Linked DNA regions of Homo sapiens: region 2 is linked to region 1. Evidence: read pairs that join two places in POLR2A ChIA-PET (ENCODE). Cell type or tissue: OCI-LY7. All regions are shown on one strand. Each heading gives the region's core, and the rest is flanking DNA. Links, peaks and the distances in the headings are about the cores only. Region 1 holds the start of MIR3186 (microRNA 3186). Region 2 holds the start of MIR4740 (microRNA 4740).

Evidence for each region. Peaks named below come from ENCODE experiments on the same cell type or tissue, not always from the same donor. Only the 100,000 strongest peaks of a DNase experiment are listed, where the experiment ranks them.
Region 2: POLR2A ChIA-PET joins it to region 1 with 10 read pairs; 10 of 35 experiments call an interaction of 5 or more read pairs at or near these places.

The regions. Positions count from the first base shown.
Region 1 is chr17:81,449,185-81,458,944 of GRCh38, reverse strand. It overlaps BAHCC1 (BAH domain and coiled-coil containing 1), which reads right to left. Exons shown (of 28, transcript NM_001377448.1): 12 at 7,075-7,277; 13 at 6,838-6,974; 14 at 6,094-6,222; 15 at 3,555-3,678; 16 at 2,360-2,648; 17 at 1,353-1,535; 18 at 479-780; 19 at 220-324; 20 at 1-132. It overlaps MIR3186 (microRNA 3186), which reads left to right and starts at 7,757; the gene lies at 7,757-7,841. It overlaps LOC124904084 (a long non-coding RNA gene), which reads left to right and starts at 4,070. Exons shown (of 3, transcript XR_007065945.1): 1 at 4,070-4,385; 2 at 4,541-4,682; 3 at 4,867-5,051. RefSeq lists enhancers at 1,174-2,122, 2,123-3,071. In OCI-LY7, for the core only: no CTCF peak of the experiment used is centred there; DNase peaks (open chromatin) are centred at 1,964, 4,274, 5,014 and 5,694; H3K4me3 peaks cover 1,252 bases; H3K27ac peaks cover 1,404 bases.
Region 2 is chr17:81,397,535-81,407,294 of GRCh38, reverse strand. It overlaps BAHCC1 (BAH domain and coiled-coil containing 1), which reads right to left. Exons shown (of 28, transcript NM_001377448.1): 2 at 7,378-7,761. The coding sequence starts at 7,555. It overlaps MIR4740 (microRNA 4740), which reads left to right and starts at 6,517; the gene lies at 6,517-6,579. RefSeq lists enhancers at 1,153-1,707, 4,499-5,024, 5,324-5,503. In OCI-LY7, for the core only: CTCF peaks have their summits at 2,465 (motif pointing right), 3,942, 4,985, 5,185 (motif pointing left) and 1 weaker place; DNase peaks (open chromatin) are centred at 2,534 and 5,164; H3K4me3 peaks cover 438 bases.

The DNA of each region.
Region 1 (9,760 bases), core at 956-8,955:
CAGAGGGCCGCTGTCCTCCTCCTCTTCCTCCTCGTCCTCCTCCTCTTCCGAGAAGCTGCTGTTGTCGTCGAACTCAAAGTCTTCCTCCACGGCGAAGCTTTCCAGCAGGCGGCTCACGGCCCGGCCCTTGCCCTGGGGGCCAGAGGAGTCAGGCTTGGGTGGGGTGCAGGCGGGGTGCAGGTGGGTGCACAGTGGGCTCCCAGAGTGGGGGGCTGCTACCTGCTTGCCGGCCTTGTGCTTCACCTTGCTCAGCTTCCGGCCCTTCCCCAGGATGGCCTTGGCGTTGCGTGTGGCCAGCGTGATGGACAGGGCCCCGTTCTTCCGCTGCGCGTGGGCAGGCAGAGAAGGGGCTGAGTCAAGGGTGGGACAGCCTCAGGTTGACCCAGAGCTCAGGGGCCAGCGTGCGGGGGAGGGCGGGGAAGGCCTTTCCTCACAGGCACCCACCCTCTCCGCCCAGCACCCCAGAGCCCAGCCTCACCCGCAGCACTGGCTGCAGCACTGTGCCCTTGCGCGTGGCCCTCTTGAGGCGCTCACTGGCCAGCTGGCTGCCCTCCTCACGGCAGGCGAAGGCCCGAGAGGGGTTGAAGAGGGCGTCCCTGCTGGGGGTGGCCCCCGGCTCTGCCCGCAGGCTGCCCTTGGCCTTGCCCTTGGCTTTCTTCTTGCCCAGCGCACCTGGGGGCCTCTGCCCTGGGGCCCGCTCCAGGGTGGTGCCCACCTTGGCCTTCACCGACCGCCTCTTGATCTTGACCTCACTCTCAGGGCTGGACAGGCGGCAGGCCCCTGTGGGAAGGAGAGGAGGCCGTCACAGGGGTCCCCATCCTAGAGACCCGGCTGGTTGGGCTGACTGTGCCGGTCCTCCCTCCTGGTTACCTAGCAACCCCTGCCCGCCCCCGGGTTACCCAGCAACCTCTGCCCTCCCCCTCCTGGTTACCCAGCAACCCCTGCCCTCCCTCCTGGTTACCCAGCAACCCCTGCCCTCCCCCCGGTTACCCAGCAACCCCTGCCCTCCCTCCTGGTTACCCAGCAACCCCTGCCCTCCCTCCTGGTTACCTAGCAACCCCTGCCCTCCCCCCGGTTACCCAACAACCCCTGCCCTCCCCCTCCTGGTTACCCAGCAACCCCTGCCCTCCCCCCGGTTACCCAGCAACCCCTGCCCTCCCCCTCCTGATTACCCAGCAACCCCTGCCCTTCCTCCTGGTTACCCAGCAACCCCTGCCCTCCCTCCTGGTTACCCAGCAAACCCTGCCCTCCCTCCTGGTTACCCAGCAACCCCTGCCCTCCCTCCTGGTTATCTAGCAATCCCTGCCCTCCCTCCTGGTTACCTAGCAACCCCTGTCCTCCCTCCTGGTTACCTAGCAACCCCTGCCTCTCCTTCTTCTTCTTGGCCTTCTGGTTGGCCTCCATCTTGACCACAGAGGAGGGTGAGGGCCCCAGCACGGCCACACTGGCCCCGGTGTGCAGCAGCAGCCCTGCTTCCCTGGGTGGTGCCTCTGTCCCCAGGAGACCCTCGCAGTCCTCACTGTCATAGCCACTGCCTGGGAGAGAGGCAGAGGGGTCCTGATGACTTGATGGTAAGCTGTGCCATTGAGAGGTGGGGGAGGTGACCCTCTGGGCATGCGGTTATGGCGGGGCTGTGAGTGGAGCTGGTCACCGTCACCCTCTGGGCCGCTCTGTGGGGCTGCTTTGGGGGCAGGTGCCTGAGGTCCTGGCCTCCAGCCTGAAGGGATTTGTATGGGTGTGGGGAGGGGTGTTTTTTTCTTATACCCTGGGCAATAGGGCACCCACCAGGCAGGGCTGGGGCCCCCTCCCCAGAAAGTCCCTTCCCCTTTTTCTGCTGTCCTCCGCCCAGATGGCCCTCTGCCCCTCCCCCAGCCCCAAGCGGCCCTCCCTTTGTTCTTTCTCAGGCATCTGAGACCTTGGGGGAAGGGGCTGGCAGAAGAAAGGAAGCTTCTATTTTTCTAGGCTCCTGTTTCTGGACACACGTGTTTGCTGGGGGGGGTGGTCAGATAACGCCTCAGGGTCAGCTCAGCCGGATGCTACAGTCACAGGGGCTGGGGCCGTTGAGAGGGCTATTTTTAACCTGGATGCTTCCAGTGGGGGTCCTTCCTTCCCCTTCGGCCCTGACATGGGGGTGAGGCATGCTGAGCCACTGAGCTCTGCCTGGGGATGGGGGTCTCCTTCCGTGAGACCTTCATCTCCTTCCCCAGCCTGTTCAGTGAAAACGTCTCCTTGGACCTGTCACACCCCACAAGCCATGACCCAGCCCTGGTGGCGGCCATGAACCTGCCGCCCCCTCCTCCAGCCCCCGAGCGACCATGACCGGGGCTCCTGGCAGTGGCCACTCACGCCAGCAACTTGCCTGCCTCCTGGGACGCAGCCACGGAGGGCTGGGCTGGGCACCTGGGTGTCTCCCGGCTGCCGTGGCCCTTGGGCTGTGGGTGCCGTGTGGCCCCAGACACCTTGGCACTCTTGGCTCGGGACAGCTTCTCCCGGATGCGCCCCCCGGGGGTAGCCTCCTTCTGCTGGAAAGAGCTGAGGCCTGTGGGCAGCCCTTTGCTCTTGACCTTGGGTTTCAGCTGGGCCACCCTGTGGGCCACGGAGGGCGCCAGCCCGCCCTGACAGCTGCTCTTCTTACACTGCGCCTTCTCCTGTGAACAGGGAGGGGCAGCTGCACTCTCAGGGCGCCCTCTGCAAACCACAGCCCCTGGGCGGTTAGGTGCCTCTCTGTTGATGCCCGGCTCAGAACTGGTACCTCGAGGCCCCTGCCCTCGATCCACAGGGGCTGAAGGGATGTCTGGCCCAGAGACACAGGGCCTGCCCCTGGAGCCTACGCTGCGGCCTTTCCCACACAACCCACTGCCCACCAACTGCCCACCCCACGTAGGGGACATGGAGGAGGCTGAGGGCCCAGTGGCTGTGGGTTGTGGGGCCAGGCTGTTAGCTTTTCTAAAGGGAGGGATAAAACAGCATCTGGGCAGAAGGATCAGCCCCCTGGGCAGACAGGTGAAGTATGCTGGGGCCCACGTCTCACCAGCCCCGCCGAGGCCACGGAGAGAGGAGGGGCAGGAGGCAGCTGTTGTGCCAAGAAAGAAGGGGTGTCGGCAGCCGAGAGAGCCCCCACCACGCCAAGAAGAAACAGGGTGCCAGCAGCGTGGGGAGCCCCCCCACACCAAGAAGAAAGGGGGTGCCGGCAGCCGGAGGAGCCCCCGCCACACCAAGTGTGCCCTGGGCCACCTGAAGAAAGGCAGGGCCTCGTTCCAGGGAGTCTCTGTGAGCAGAGTGTAGCCTGGGCATTTGCTTTCCTGCTGGAGTGAGACGAGGAGGGTGGAGTGACGTGGGCAAGTGGCGGCAGGGCCACCCGGTCAGACCTTCCTGTGTTACACCGCAGGGTCACCCTCCTCCTCCTGCTGTCGGCGCTCGGAGCTCCCCAGCCTTGCTTCGCTCATCTGAGCAATGGGTTTCGGCACAGGGCTGGGGAGAGTCTGCTACCTGCCAGGAAGGGACCTGAAGGGACCTGAAGGGCCCTGGGGCAAGGCGGGCGCCTCGGCACTCACCACGGAGGCAGTCTGCAGGCCCGCATAGACGCTCCTCTCCAGCTTGCTTCGCTTCTTCGCAGGCTCGCCCCCACTGCCTCCTCGCAGCTCCGCACACAGCAGACCCAGGCTTGTCCGCACCGCCCTGGGGGCATGGGGTGGTGGGTGCAGGGCAGATGCAGGCCCGGCCGCCCCAGCCTTGTCCCCCTACTGTCTCTGTAGTGGGTCACACTGTGGGTCACCCTCCTCCAAGGGCCCCACGTCTCGGGCAGACAGAGCAGGGGGTGAGGGGCCCCGGGGGCCGAGCCAGCTCTGACCTCCTCTGAGCACCTGCCTGCAGCCAGCCCCTCTGCCTGCCAACCACCGGCCCTCAGCAGTCCCTATATCCTCAAATCCGCCCCATCCCCCACTTGGCTATACTGGAAGTGGGCACGCTTCTGTTACCCAAATCCCATCCTTCCAGCCTGATAGGAAGGAACGCCCTGGCAGTGCTGTCTGGTCCTAGCCACAGTGACCCAGAGGCCAGGTGTCGGGGGCTGGGGCCGGTGAGGGCTCTGAGGGGCCGCCCAGTGCTCAGGAGCCAGGGCTCTGCTGCTACTGGGGCCTGAGTGGGGCTGCAGCCCCAGCCTTGGCACCTGGAACAAGGGACAGCCACACATGTGCCTGTCTGAGTCTGGGGCAGGGCTTATGCAGGCCGGGCCCGGCCCTTGGCGGGTGTTCAGGGCCTGATACTACCACCCTTAGGAGTGGGGCAGGCACCGGGCAGGTTTGTGAGAACTGCACCCACATTTCCGCCACAGCTGGAAGAGGACGTGCCAACCGGAGTCCCACCAGGGGCGGGGGTAGGGGCAGGTGGGTGGGGTGGGGTGGGGGCGGTGTCCAGAGAAGCCTGGGCTTTCCCCTGAGTCCCCAGGGACCCCGTTGCCGGGCTCAGGCCCTCTCAGGAGCCCATTCTGTCCTCCACGCGGGTCTTAAGGATGGAATTCTGCATCCCTGGCCCCTCCCAGATGGAGCCCTGGACACTGCGGAGGCTGAGCCTCAGTATTCCCCATGCCCCAGAGCTGTGCTGTCCCCCAGGCTGGGAGCTGGGGCAGAAGTCAACTCCAGCCTACATGGGCCCAGCAGCTACCTCCAGATGCCCCAAAACAGGTCCCACCTGATCCCCCCACATCCTGGGCTCCCCCTCTTGTGTGGGTGACCCACCCTCCCCAGAACCTCCCACTGCCCCATTTCACATGGAGAAGCCAAGGCTTGGGGAGTCTCTCTGCCTGTTCTTGGCTAGACAGGGGCTGGGGGCTTGGCCTCTCACCTTTCAACCCCCACCTGCCCACAGGTGCAAAGGGATACCCAGCTGCTCATGAAAATGAATCCCAGATGGAGACAAAGAGCCCTGCCTGGCCCTGGCCTGGCGTGGCCGGATGTCCCTTTCCACCTTCCTGCTCACAGAGGAGGCTGGGCTTCTGAGGCCTGAGGGGCCAGGCAGGAAGCCATGGGCCACAAGGCACCCCTGGGCCCCCGCTCCCCGACTTCCTGCATGGTAGAAGGCCCGTCCCGGGGCCAACTGCCTCTGCCACCACTGCCTGGATGAGTGAGGGCAGGAGGTGGAAGGGTGAGGTGGGGCCCTGACCCTCGGGAAGAGGGGTCCTGGACTCAGTTTCCCTCCCTGTCCTGAGGCTGCTGCCTTCTAGCCAGATCCTGGTTTCCAGGGGCCCTGTCCTGCCCAGCAGTTCCCACAGTGCTGGCTGGTTCTCAAAGGGAGACCCCAGGAGACCCCCCCCCAGGAGACACCTGGGCAGGGCAGGGGCAGCTCTGGGGGGGGGCAGCCATATGGTGACCCCTCCACTGCCCACAGCCACACAGCCCCTCCCCGTAACCTTCTCTGCATTTGCTAATGTTTTGTGACATGAAGCCCTGAGATTAATTTTTTGCCTGTCTTAATTGAAGGAACCATTTAGTGCCGATTTAACTATTATTACCAAATCATCAGGATTGATGCAGTGCGCACACGCACGCGCCAATCGTGTTTGGAGGAGCTCGGAGGATTTATGCAAATGGGCCTGCCGGGAGAGGCAATTTGTAGCCGAGAAGGACAATTATACCAGGCCCGGGAGTGCGCCAACGACTGCGCCGGGCGGGTAATGGATAATAACATCGCGCCGGCAGCCGTGAGCAGCTCCACAGCGTGACCAACGACTTTATACAGTGCAGATAAAGAGGCCTGCACGCAACACCGCCTCACACTCCAGGGGGGCCGGGCGGGGACGATGCCACAGCCAGGTGTGCAGAGCCGGCGTGGCTGGGCCTGGGGGCCGTGACTTCCAGAGGGGGACCCGGGCCAGGGTGGTGCTGGGAGCTGCCAGAAGGGCAAAGCCTGTCTGGAGCAGGGCTCTGTCTGCTGGTCACTCTCGATGGTCTAGGAAGGGCAGGGCCAGGCCTTCAGAGTAGGTGTGAAGGGGCACCAGCAGCCTGGAAGCCTCAGGGGAGCCTGGACCCTGCTCCCCAGCCTCGAGGGCCCAGGGCCGGCCACACGCGCCCTGCCATGCCAGTGCCCAGGACTCACTTGACTTTCTTGCCATCGCTCCTGGGGAGCGGCCCCGTGGGACGTGGGGCAGGCAGCGAGCTTGAGTGTTTGCGCTTCCTCGGCCGGCCAGGCCCCCGCCGTGCAGGGCTCCGTGAACTCTCGTCTCTCCTGGGGGCCGCAGGGGGGATGGTCAGAGGCTCATGCACAACCCAGCTCCCCGACAAGGTTCCAGCCGAGGGCATTGGCCTTCGAGGGCTACTGGGTGTGGGGAAAGATGCGGCCCAGACTCGGCCTGGGGAGCCTGACCCCTCACGCAGAGGGCAAGGCCAGCCAGGGGCCCCCGCCGCCCCCACCTCCTACCATCCACACACACTGGTCAGGTGGTGCCCCTGCCCTTGTTGCAACTGCGGGGTGTCCCCTCCCCCAGAGAATCCCCCAACTTCTGCCCTGGCCCCACAGCACCCCCAGTCCTCCCTACTCCCCCTTCTGCCACTGTCCCCTCACCCGCCACCCTGCGGCCAGCCTCCTGCCACACCAGGCTCTGACAAGCGGCTCTTCCACAGACCCCTGGCCCTGCCACTTGGTCTCGCTGCTGGCCGAATGCCTCCCTCCTTGGGCCCCACTGCCTCTGGGGGGCCTCCCCGATGGACCCTGGTGTCTGCCCACAGGTAGGGGGCAGAGCCCAATCCTGGCCTGTTCCCACATCGGCCCCAGCACTGTGGGCGCCTCCCGGGGGTGGGGGTGCTGCGACCCTCCCAGGCCCCCCCGCCACGCCAGGCGTACTCATGGTCGTGCTTGCGCTGCAGGCGGGCCAGCTCCCGCTGCTTCTCCTTGTAGCGCCGCTGCAGCTCCGCCAGCCGCACGCGCATCCCCACCTCCTGCGTGTCCAGCCGGTCGATGGCGGCCTTCAGGGGGCACACCTGGTGGGGGGGGCACAGGGGCCTGTGAGCCGGGCCAGGGCCCAGGCTGGGGCTCTGTGGCAACGCACTGGGCGACGTGGGCACTGGGACCTCCACTCACAGGCTTGGTCTTGGGGGTCCAGGTGTCCTTGCGCTGCAGGATCTGCATGCGGGGGGTGAGCCTGGGGCCGCTGCAGGGGTTGGCTGTGGGCGGCTGCGCTGGGGCAGTGGAGCTGTCCAGGCCAGCGGCCTCCACCAGGGACCAGGCTGTGGCCAGCGTGGCCAGGTGCTGCAGGTTGAAGGCTAGCACGTCCTCTTCCTCCTCTGTGCGGCATGGGAAGGTCAGCATGGGCATAACTGGGCACACACTGCCCCTCACAGGCTCTTGATGTCAGCCCTGGCCCCCTGAAGCCACCCAGCCTTGAAGACCGGGATGAGGGTCAGGAGACCGGGAAGAGTGAGGTGGGCACCAGGGCTGACACCCAGCACCCCTGTTTTGCTGCATGCTGGGGAGACACTCCCTTGGTGGTAAGGCAGGGCCAGCTGGGAGGACCCACGGGGCAGGGTCCTCTGTGTCACAGAGCAAGACAGGCCCCAAAGCATCGAAGTAAAAGCAATCTGCTCGTTACAGCTTCTAACAGAAACGCCTGTGTGTCCCCCCACCGGGGGGGCCCTGCTTCGAACGGCAGCCCTGGGAAGGGATACTCTGGGGCCCTCAGAGACACAGGCAGTGCTACGAGAGCCCACTGAGGCCTCGTGCACGGAAGCTGCTGAAGTTCAACCGAGTTGAATGCTGTGGCTCAAGCCTGCGGTTCCAACAGGCGTCTGTCTACGTGGCTTCAACCAAGTTCAAAGTCACGCGGAGAGATGGCTTTGGAACCAGGGGCTTCAGCACCTGGGCATCACTCCATCCAGGTGGTGGAGGCTGGCGTCCCCCAGCAGCTAAGACCTGCCATTGCCTGTCCATCTGCCCATCAGTCCTTCCGTCCACTCGCCTGTGTGGACACCTAAAGAGCAATGGCTGCAGGGAGGCCAGTGGTCAGTGCAGAGGGAGGGGACAAGTCCCCTCGATACCTTTAAATTTGAGACAGGGTCTCGCTTTATTGCCTGGGCTGGAGTGTGGTGGCTCCATCACGGCTCACTGCAACCTCGAACTCCTGGGCTCCAGTACCCTCCCACCTCAGCTTCCTGGGTAGCTGGGACCCCAGGCCCTCGATTCCTTGTGAGGAGGGCAGCGGGCAGGGGTTTCTGGATGCAGTCTCATCTGCTGTGACCCTTCTCAGAGGAGCAGCCACCATTCCTCCATCCTCCCTCAGAGCACCAAATCCCTGCCCCTGCCCGGTCTCTGAACACAGTGCTGGGCTCTGCCAAGCCCTTTCCAGCACGCTCCAGCCCTGGGGCAGGCAGGAGGGCCATGGGCTGAACACAGGTCAGGAGGAAGGGGCTGCCAGGGCCGCATCCTCTGGGACCTCAACCTGGGGGCAGGGACAGGGGAGCTACCCTCACAGTGACCGCAGGAACAGCGGCAGCCCAACAGCCCAGGCAGTGGCCTGGGGAAGGGATGGCCCATCTTGGGGTCAGAGCATGGGCCAGCAGAGGCTGGCGTCCATGCAGGGTCGGGCCCAGGTTGGGGACTCAGGGCCTGAGTAGGGGAAGCCAGCCCTGAGGGCTGACCACAGAGACCAGGAACGGGGTCCCCATGGGCTGATCCCACAAGGACATCCAGCAGGAGACAGGAGCCAGACACCTTGCGGTGGGGGTGGGTGGTGATGGCCAGGAAGGCAGGAGAACTGCGGAACCCCTGTGGGGTGAGTAGAGGTGCTGGTATCCCCTGGGAAAGCCCAGGAGCAACGATAACCTCACAGCAACGAGCACCCCAAACCTAGTCTCTGCCTCAGAACCCCACGCTCCACTTAACGGACCGGGGCTCCCCAGAGATATGGCTCATCTCAGCCAGAAGCAGGAGTGCGGGAGAACCCCATCCACGATGGGACAAATCAGCGCCTGACAGCTGGGGCACGCACCTGAGATTCCACCAAAGGCACTGACCTGAGCGCCCAGGCTGGGGCACTCCATGGTGCGTGGCTGCTTCCCTCCTCAAGTATGGGGAGGGCCAGGGGGCCACAAGCCCAGACCAAGGGTTGATCCATCCCCAGAAGTCATTACTAAGAAGCCAGGAGGTGCTCGGAGGGGCAGATGCTGGGGTGCAAAGCTCTGGACCGAGACCACAGATCTGATGGGGACCAAGGGAACACTCAGGCTGCTGGGTCCAGGATCCGCAGGGAATGGGAGGGGGAGAGAGGGCCGAGGGGGGGTGGGCTGAGCAGCTGCTGCCATCAGCAGCCGGGGAGGCACATCTGCAGGCCCCTTCCACTGAAGGCCCCAGGTCTCCTGGGGTCACTGCAGTTGGCCAGAAGCCCCTCTGTGCCTCCCCTGCCCTTGCAGGCTACAGGCGTGTGGCTCCCACGTGGCCTCACCCAGATGGTTCTGCCAGTCCTGGGGGCTCTATGCTTGCCCGGCCCCGATGGTGGGGGCTTTTTCTCCACTTCCCCCTCTGCAAATCTTGCTGTCTGGCACAGGACAAAACCAACCTCCTAATTAATTTCAATTGAAGTGATCGCTACACTTGTAGGGATCAGCTCTGAGCCCAGCAGCTGCAGAGACCTGCCCATTAACGGGGACAAGGGGAGGGCAGGGGCAGGGGTGGGGGCCCAGGGGGGGACCATGAGGTGGAGACCCGGAGGGCAGAGCTGGCCCTGACTCCACTTCTGCACACCCTGGGGATTGGGACACCTGGCCTGGCCGGA
Region 2 (9,760 bases), core at 1,030-9,029, 52 kb after region 1:
AGAAGGCACTGCCCCCCAATGTCACCCTCCGCTTCAGGGAGCCCAGCCTGCTGCTCAGAGGACCCTATTGGAAGCACACCCATCCCCCATTTCTGGAAATTTCCACTGGAAAACCATGTCCCTGCACTGAGCTGGGGCAAGGGGCTGCTCTGCCGTTCCTCACAGTTGCAAGTGACAGTGGGTCTCCCACAGACCCCGGAGAGGGGCAGCACTTCCGGCCAGCCTCAGAGTCCCCGCATCTCAAGACACTGGACTTTTTCTTGGGGGATCCTAGGGGAGAGAAGGGAAGGCAGGAACCCAGCCCACCTGTTTGTCCCTCCCTTCCTCGCCACAGCAGGTCAGAATGAAAAAAACCCACTTCCTGGCTGATCCGATCGGGAACCTAATCGTGTGGACAGCTGCAGCATGCCAGCCCGGCTGGCTCCCAGCTTGGGCGCTGGACGCCTCCCCACCAGACCCGAGGCTCGCTGCAAACCCCGCGCCGACCTCATAACCAGGACCTGGGCGCCGCCTGCCCCCAGCGCCTGCCACCACATCCCCTCAGCGCACACCTAGCGCCCACCATCCCTGGATTCTCCCGCGGCAGCTGCTCTGGGGCCACGGGAGGCAGTAATATTATAGATTACAACAAACAGGGGCAGCCCACTGACAAATAGGCCTGCGTGAGCGAAACGGTATATTATCCCATAAAAACGTCAGCGGGCGGAGCCCGAGCGGAGTGCGGTCCCACGCCCGAGGCCCTTCCAGGCCCCATCCTTTGCAGAAGGGCCTGGGCTGCGGGTGATTTTCCAGACACTGCACGCTGGCTCTGATGTTTTTTTTGCTTGTTACACTGTGTCTTCGGTGAGGGGAAATGAGGTCCCAGAGGTTAATGGGGACCGGGGAACCCCAGGGAAGCCGTTCCCAGGTGGGCGGGGAGCGGGGGCTGGGAGGGGGAATGCAGAGCAAGTAACCCACCTACCCAACAGACAGGGGCGTGCTCTGAGTCCAAGCCCATTCACAGCACGTCTGCGAGGTGGGGGACACAAGGGGAGGCCATCTCCCCTCAAGGAGGCTGTCCAGGAGCCAAGGGTTTCGGACCCTCCCCTGGACAGGCCAGGACGAGCCTGCCTCCCTCCTCAGGGGAACAAGGCAGTGCCTGTCTTGAGGGAGGGCTTCTTTTTGGAAACCTCTCATTCAGGATGAACCCATTAAGAAGGCAGGCAGCTTCTGTTGTTTGAGGGTGTCAGGAGGGCAAGGGGGCACCCCAAAGGCTGGGCGGTATTTTCTCGAGGGACTCCCTAGGCAGAGGCTGGCCCTGCTGCTACCCAGGAGGAGTCCCTGTATCGCTTCCACAGCAGCTGATGGGCAACCAGGCCCCTCTGAGAAGACCACTCCAAAAGAGGGCATATGCCATGTACTGAGCTCAGGGGGTTGGGGGAGACTCTCCGGTGGGGCGTTGGCCAGGACAATCACAGTAGCTGCCTCACAGGATCCAGAGGGCAGAGGACAGAGGACAGGTCCCATTTGTTATGGGCCTATATTCAGGTATTTATGGTAGGGAGGAAGCCAGACCGGGGGGCCCAGAAGCCTCTTCCAGAAGGAAGGGCAGGGGGGCACGATGGAGCAAGGCTTTCTTCCACCAGGAAAGTATTTATTCCCAGCGGCACTGGCTGAACTCTATCTGTGCTTGGGAATTCCCAGCCCAGGGACATGGACAGTCTCGGGCTCAGACCCTGGAGCTAGATCAGGGTATTCTGGGAAATATAGTCCTTTGGGAGTTAGAAGGCCCTGCCAGGATTGGGGGCGGGGGAGGCAGATTGAGTTAAGAAACAGCCAAGGAAGAGGAGGGAGTAAAGGGAGTTACCCTTACTCCAACCCCAGGGTGGATGTTTAAAACTCCTGGGAAGTGGCTATATATAAACATCTGCTGCCTCAAAAGACACCAGAGGCCGGGCACGGTGGCTCACACCTGTAATCCTAGCACTTTGGGAGGCCAAGGTGGGCAGATTGCTTGAGCTCAGGAGCTCAAGACCAGCATGGGAAACATGGTGAAACCCCGTCTCTACTAAAAATACAAAAAATTAGGGCGTGGTGGTACATGCCTGTAATCCCAGCTACTTGGGAGACTGAGGCACGACAATGGCTTGAACCAGGGAGGCAGAGGTTGCAGTGAGGCAGTGAGCCAAGATTGTGCCACTGCACTCCAGCCTGGCAGACAGAGCCAGACTGTCTCAAAAAACAAAAACAAAACAAAAACAAAAACAAAACACACCAGACGATGCTACTATTCTAGCTTCAGATCATATCCACAGTGGCTTTTCTGGTCAAGTAGTTCTGGGGACTCTTATTTTCGTGGGGAGACCTAAAAAGTCCGCAGAGAGGAGGCACCCCAACCAAACCACCCAGGATGAAAGCAGCATTCAGTGATTCCCCACGACTGTTCTCCGGTCCCTGCCTCCAGACACACAGAGAGAAGGAGAACAAAGGTGCCCGCCAGGGGACAGAGGTGCTACCTGCCACGCCTCAGCCTCCAGGAGAGACTGCAGCTGTCCCAAGCGCTCGCACATTATTTATGCTCACAGCCAGCTCTGATGACATATGTAAGTTGACAGCGAACATCCTATCAACTTGCTGGAGTGTATCCTGATTGTTAAAACACTCTTAAAGGTGTACAATCATTTATCAAATTAAAATAGCCGTGCCTTGCCAGTTCTTTTTCTGCCTTCCTGGATGGAACCCCCAATAGTCTCCATCCTCCTCCAGCCTCCTGGGTAATCTGCCCTTGCACCCAGGCCCTGCTTCTCAGGGGACAATGACCCTGCTGCCAGGAGCCCCAGCCTCGGCATCCCCTCCCCACTCTGGCCCAGGCCAGGGCAAGACCACTAATCGCCAAGAAGTGACAAACGCCAGAAGCCCCACCAATTAAATTTAAACTCATGCAAAGCTCAGTGGCTAGTAAATTATTATTTTTATTAGCTTGAACCAAGTTCCCGTAAGAGAGAAAGTCAACTTGCTCCCATGAATGGCTCTTGTATAATTTATTTAACTCTGTGCTCTTTGCCAAAGCCTGGAATATTTTTAGCTCGTTCTGTTGTTGGATTTGGCTTTTTTATGTGTGTTTCTGAGGGGTATTTTTAGCCTCATCCATGTTATTCTAACAGCCTCCTATGCATTTTGTCCTGTCTGTGGGGGCTGTTGAACCCTGTCTCACAGGGAGATGAGAGAAGATTTCTAAGAATAACCGGGGAACGTTTGGGGGGACGCGCGTTTTCCAGGGGAGATGTGCTATTTGCACAACGCCGTTCTCTGCCTGGCTCACTAATTTGCCTTATTACTCACGTGACCTGGATATTCCTACAGAAAGCGCGGCGGCTCCGTACCGGGATAATCAGACGTGGTGGCAGCACGAGCCCCACTGGGGGAAACCCACATTCCAAACAGGGCTTCGGCGGGGCGGGCGTGGCGGGCCACCGCCGCCGGTCCACGCGGCCCCACATTCCCGGATTCCCGTAGCTCCTTTGGGCTCGCGGCAACTTTGATGTCTAACTCTGTCACTTATGGAGCGGGACGGGTGACGTCTTCGGAAAGTAACTCTTTTCACACCTACTTAATGTTGCTAACTGTTGCAGAAACACTCCATCGTGTCATGGAGTTAATGAGGTATTTAAGAAAATGTATTTTTTTCTTTACAAAAAAATATCACATGATGAGGGAGAGGAGCCTGTGATGGGGTCTTTTCACACTAGGAAATTATCTTTTTTTTTCCTCTGCCAAGTTGGGGGTATTTTTTGGTTGTGTTTTTTGGTATTTTCTTTTTCTTTTTTTTTTTTTGAGATTGGCGGTAGGAAGCACTTTTTCAGCAGGAAAGAAGTAGTTTGCAGTTCTCCCACCAGAAGGAGCCTTCGCCTTTCTCCCACAATAACCCCAGGCTCAGAGCACCTGGTTTCCCAGGCTTCAGCAATTTACACCCCAAAGAAGACAAGAGAAGGGGCGGGAGGGGAATCTGAGCAGATTATTGAAACCAAGATGAGAAATAGTGCCTTGGTGGAGCCCTGGCCCCTGGAGAGGGGAGGCGTACAGACCAGGACAGGAGCGGGCCCAGCCAGAAGCCAGGACGGGGGGCTGTCTATGTGGGCCTCTCCCCAGGCCGGGGCTGCCTCGGATCACACACACACTCCCAGCAGAGGCGCCAGCCCCAGTGGCTCCAGGCAGTAGCACTGATGAAAAATCTTGGGTTGGTTCTTGTTGATTTCTCTTTTCTCCCCCCTAGATTTCACAGCTTTGCCTCCGGACCATCTGTATTAGAGACAAAATCTAACACTGAACTAAAAATAATGATTCCAAACATTTTAATTGCACCTTTTGGTGACAAGGTTACTGGAACAGCACTTTACCATAAAACCTGCGGCCCGAGTCTAAAGCTCCCAGCACTTTCATTTTTAGAAAAACAATGGAAGAAGCCTGGGAGCCCCATGTCCCCACCCATCAGGGCCCCTCAGACTGACATTCTGAAAGTGTTGGGTGGGGTTGGGGAAAGGCAGCCCCGGCAGCCAGCAGGAACAGCCTCAGTCCAGCCGGGGTGGCAGTGCCAGGCCAGACAGGCACAGGAAGAGCAGCCCAGCAAAAAGAGGCAGCCTCATGGAGGCCAGGGCCTCCATCCCCGATGGTTGGATTCTACTCCCAGACAGGCGGGAAGAATCCGGGTCAATTTTCCTTTCCAAGGGGCAGTCAGCAGAGGGAGGGGCGGGCTGGCTGCAGCTGTGGCCTGCGGACTGAAGCCATCCAGGAAAATGGGAAGCAAGGCAGCCAAACCAGCCATGTGGAAGTCCGCACACAAGACGCAAAAAAATTGTTTAACGTAATTATGCTTTTTTCTCTCTAAACTAGATCATATATAGACACAGACCAAAGCAAAGTGATCTGGGGTATAATTCTTTTTTTAAAAAAATACATGCAGCTAAATTTTAAAAACCAATACAATATTCTGGCTCTTAACAATTTCAAAAGGCTTTCTTTCAGCTACAGATGCTTCTAGCTGGATGTCTGCATGACCAAGTTGCCCATCACAAATGGGTTGAACATCTCCGAGCACAAGCGTTCTCTTCGGTCCGCAGGGGGGAGGAAATGGGGCCTCCAGGGACGGGGACACATGACCCTTCAGACCCTGAAAGAGGCAGCCCCGAGGGGCCTCCAGCGCCCTCTAGAGCACCCTGCGCTTGGGGAGGCTGGGAGGACCTGGGATCAAGAAGAAGCAGGGAGGACACAGGCCAGGCCAGAGCCCAGAGCCGTTTCTCACAGCCCTCCGGGGCCTACACGCCAAGAACCACGTGGCCAAACTTAGAATGAGCAAGACAAAGGGCTAGGCCACCCGACCAGGCGCCCACCTACCCGGGTGCTGCCTAGACCTGGAAGTAAGGGCAGAAGGGGGAGAATGCAGCTGGCCTGGACCTGGCCAGGATGTGAGCTGGGGCATGGGGTCAGGGAGAGTGCTGACCTGACCTGATGGGGAATTTGGCCTTGCCTCCCGGAGGGGACAGCCCCAGCCTGCCTGTGCACCAACATGCAAGCCTCAGTGTCAGGGGCCCCTGTCTCTGTCGTGCTGTTACTTGCCAGGCTGGAGGGCACGGTACAGTGGAGGTGGGGTGCACACAATCCCCCTACCCCCAGTGGGGGCCACCAGCCTTCAGCCAGAAGAGGGGCTGGTGGGGAGGCTGGCGAGCTGTCCCTTCTGCCAGGGCGGCCCCAGCCTCAGCGCCCCGTGCACCTGAGCCGGGTGGGCAGCAGCTCCCATGCAGGGGCAGGAAGACAAGCTTGATAACCACAGGGACAGCAGAAGAGATATTTTTAAATCACCCATCGCTCAGGCAAGTGCTTTTTCTCCTTCTCTTTCCAGTTACAAATCTAGAGGAGAAAAAAGAAAGGGAGAAAAAGAAGGAAGGGCAACAGAGAGAAAAGGGCAGCCTCGCCAAAGGCCCAGGCAGGGAGGGAAGCGGGTGTGGGCCAACCCGGGAAGTGCTGGGGAGACCCCTCCACTGGGCGGCTCCCCCATTCCAATCTCCTGGCGCTGCAAATGCTGGAAGCCCGTTAGCAATTAAGCAATTTCAAGTTTGTTTTTTTCTAGAAAATGTACGTTTTTCTTTGAGTGCCCTCCCTTTTTCCGACGTTTTCCTTTCTAGCCCCGTCTCTGCCATCCGTTTTAATCCACACACTAATTGTAATCCCATTAAAGCAGATATAATTTTATTAGTATTCACAGTTCATCAAGCTACCAATAATAACTGTTACTGCCAATTTTGTTTTTAAAAGCGACAAACATTTCTGATGTTTAGAACAAACTGTAAACAAAAGCCACCCATGTACCAGGGTGACCCGGCGGGTCCCTAGCGCAGCCCTGCGCGCTTCCCCCGAATCTACCCGCGCCGCCTGGTGACCTCTAGGGCTTCAGGCGTGGTAGCTGCCCCTACCCTGACCTCCCTCGACACTCATATCAAAGCCACCGGGAAGAGGGCTGCCCTGGAGGCCTGGGCCCGCTCTGCCAAGGACTGATCCTCTCGGGCAGGGAGTCAGAGGGGACCGCCCGAGAGGATCCGTCCCTGCGAGGCCCAGCACGGCGCCCCACGCTCTCCTCTTGGAGCAAATCCGCCTCGCTCTCCTCTTGGAGCAAATCCGCCGCACTCTCGCCTGCACCGAAATCCTGAGCGCCGCCCCGCGCCACCCCCAGCCCGCGCCCGCGCTGCCCTCCTCCCCGGGCCGCAGGCTGAGAGGCTGGGCCGCACTCTGGCCACGCTTTGTCCGGCTTTAGCGGGATACCAGAGGCACTCGTTAAGGCAAATGCATCCCTGCAAACCCATTCTCGCCCTGACACTTTAAGGCTTTATATAGAAACAGGATTTGCTCGTCTTACACCAGCAGTCCCTATTAACGCTCGCCCGGCGCACACACCACTCTAATCCGCGAGGCCGCGGCGTACCCTGGTCCCCTCCCCCCGCCACAACAGCCGTTTTGTTTCCGCAGAAAGCGCCTCGTTGTCCCAGCCCCGGAACGTCTTAGGGAGGTGAATGCAGAATGCAGAAAAGAGGTTTCCGTGGAATTTAGATCTGCAGGAGGGGGCGGGGGAGGGTGGCGAGGCGCGGAAAGGCTTTAATTTCAGCCGGCTCCGGGGCTGCCCCTCCGAGACCCCCGGGGGAGGGTGGCCAGGGAAGGGCCTCTCTAAGCCGCGGCGACGCAGCTTGGGGGGCTGGCGGGACGCGCGGCCCCGCTCAGCGCCCAGGCAGCCACCGCGGCCGGGGCCGGGAAATGAAACCAAAGCTTCTCTGCTCCCGGGAGCGGAGGGGTGGGCGCCCTGTTCCGCTCTCGAACGCTCCCGTCCCGCGCCCGCCCCGGCCGAGCACTGACCTGTGTGCGAAGCCATGGGCAACGGCGACGGGAAGTACTTTCCCGGCTGGAAGTGTGCGGGGGGCTGCGCGGCGGGCCCAGCCGGGGCGAGACGCGCGGCGGCAGCGGCGCTGCGGTGGCCCAGGCTCCCGCGCTCCGACAGCAGATGCGGCGGCGGCGCAAAGTCGCGGCCATCCATGCCGGGCCCCGGCCCCGGTCCGCCGCCGCTTCCTCGGAGCAGCGCGGCCGGGGCCCGGGGGCGGCTCGGCGCGCGGGCGGCGCAGAGGCGGCGGCGTCCGGGGTCACAGGCGGTGGTGGCGGCGGGGCCGGTCAGCACGCGGGAGGACTGGGCTTCTCGGCGGGCGGCCGCGCACCGAGCCAGCGGCCGCTGTGCGGGTCCATGGTCTGTGGAGGCAAAAGCAGAGGAGACACGGGTGACTGGGGGGCTCGGCTCGCCCGGGGGTCCCCGCCCCGCCCGCTCACCCACTCCCCCCACCCCCCACCCCCGCCGGCCCGAGCGAGCGGCGGCCAGGCCGGGTGGCGGGGCCGGGGCGCTCGGTGTCTCCCCGCCGCACGCGCGCGCAGCCCAGCACCCGGGGCCCCGCGCGCGCACGCACCGTCCCGGCCACGCTTGGCCCGGGGCAGCCGGGGGAACCCAGCCGCACTGCTCGCCGCCTCCCGTTCTCGTCCCCGCGGGTCCCTGCAGCTAGGGCGCCGCGGCGAAGAGGCTGCTGGCTCTGCTGGGTGATAAAAACCCAAATCTGCGAAGCCATCACGCACACTCGCACACACACACACACACACACACACTCACACGCACACCCTCTCCCCTCCCCCGCTGCCCAAAGGTGTCTCGGAGGAAAAGGCCTGGGGTCCACACTAGCTCTCCCCCTCTCCCCACCTCATGCCGAGGTCCAGCTTTTACTGCATTCCGCTTAACCGAATAACCATGCTAATTAAGCGAGTAATTTTATTGATTGTAACTCAAGAGTTTTTTTTTTTTTTAATAACCTTCCTTTTCTCCCCACTCCCATCCCCCTCATGCATCTTTCGGCCCATTCTTCTGAATCCACCGTGGTCCCCCCTCCCCAGCCCCAGCGGGACCAGCTCCTGTCCCCAGCATCGCGCTAGGACCCCAGGCCGGCTCCTCAGAGCCCCGGAGGCCCGCAACCGCCACCGGCATCACCTGGGCCGCCACGCCGCAGTGCCCGGCCTGCTGTCCCGGAGCCGGGAGCTTCCTGTTGAGGCTGTAACAATCACCCCGCCCCCCAATCAAATTCGCCCAGGATCTTCCTCTGCGGATTGGGGGCTTGGGGGTGTGTGTGGGGGGGGTGCTTTCAGAGTCAGAATGCTCTCTCTCAACGGCCCAAATCGGCCCTGGGATTTCTTCCTTCAGCGCCTGCCGGGGACCGCGAGCAGAGGCCGGTCTCCGCTCCGGGCAGTACCGGGCGGCCTGGGTACGCGGGGTCTGCGGCGCCCAGCTCGGCCCTCTAGCCGGGGAAGGTGGGCCCGGCCCAGCACAACCTTCTGCCAGCAGACCCTGCCCGGACCTCGGCCACCTAAAATAACCCTCACCTCCATTTTCTTCCACCCCCACCCAACGCGGAGCATCCACTCAGGCGAAATTGGGGACAATTTTAGACTCTGGGTGCGGAGGGTCGGAGCCAGTGATAGAAGCTGCGTGCACCACCGTGCTCCCAGGCGTCCCTCCGAAGGCGCTCCCTGGACGCACTTCACATATTACTCCTCATCTTCTAAATACGTATTGTTTTAATGTTTATCACCTCCAACAAAAGGGAGATGGATAGGCTTGATATTCCTAATTAGGAACTTTGCGGAAAACCTTGTGTTTTTGTAGCCATTCCACCATGACAACAAAGCGATTAAGATGTTTTCCATCTACTGAATACCTTTTTAAATTGCGATATTTTATGGTCCGGGTTCTAAAACGTCTTATTTGCAGACTATTTTGTGTTTGATTTAATCTATAACCGAAAACATAATGTATTAAGTGAATACATATTTGCTCAGCTGATAAGCTTTTTTAATATTTATTCGGAGAGCTTTTGCATTGTAAATAAATGGGTCTACACAAAGAGTTCTCTTTGTCTGGCAACTACATACAAAGGCGTTTGGGGCTCCCTTCCCTCTGGGGATCGCCAGCTCTCTCCCCGGGTCTAACAAATAGCTCGGCTCCCAAGCCCCGATCCCGGCCTGCAAAGCGAGCGCCCGGCCGCCAGGGCCCGGAGAGTGCTCTGGCGAGGGGGCTGCGAGCGCAGGGGTCAGGGGAGGGGCTGCCCGGGCTGGACTAGGGACGTGGGGGCCCCCAGCCCCGGCCGGCGCCTCCCGAGCCCCGGAGGGCGCCGGGCGGGACAAAGGGAAAGAAGGAAAGGGAGGGAGGTCA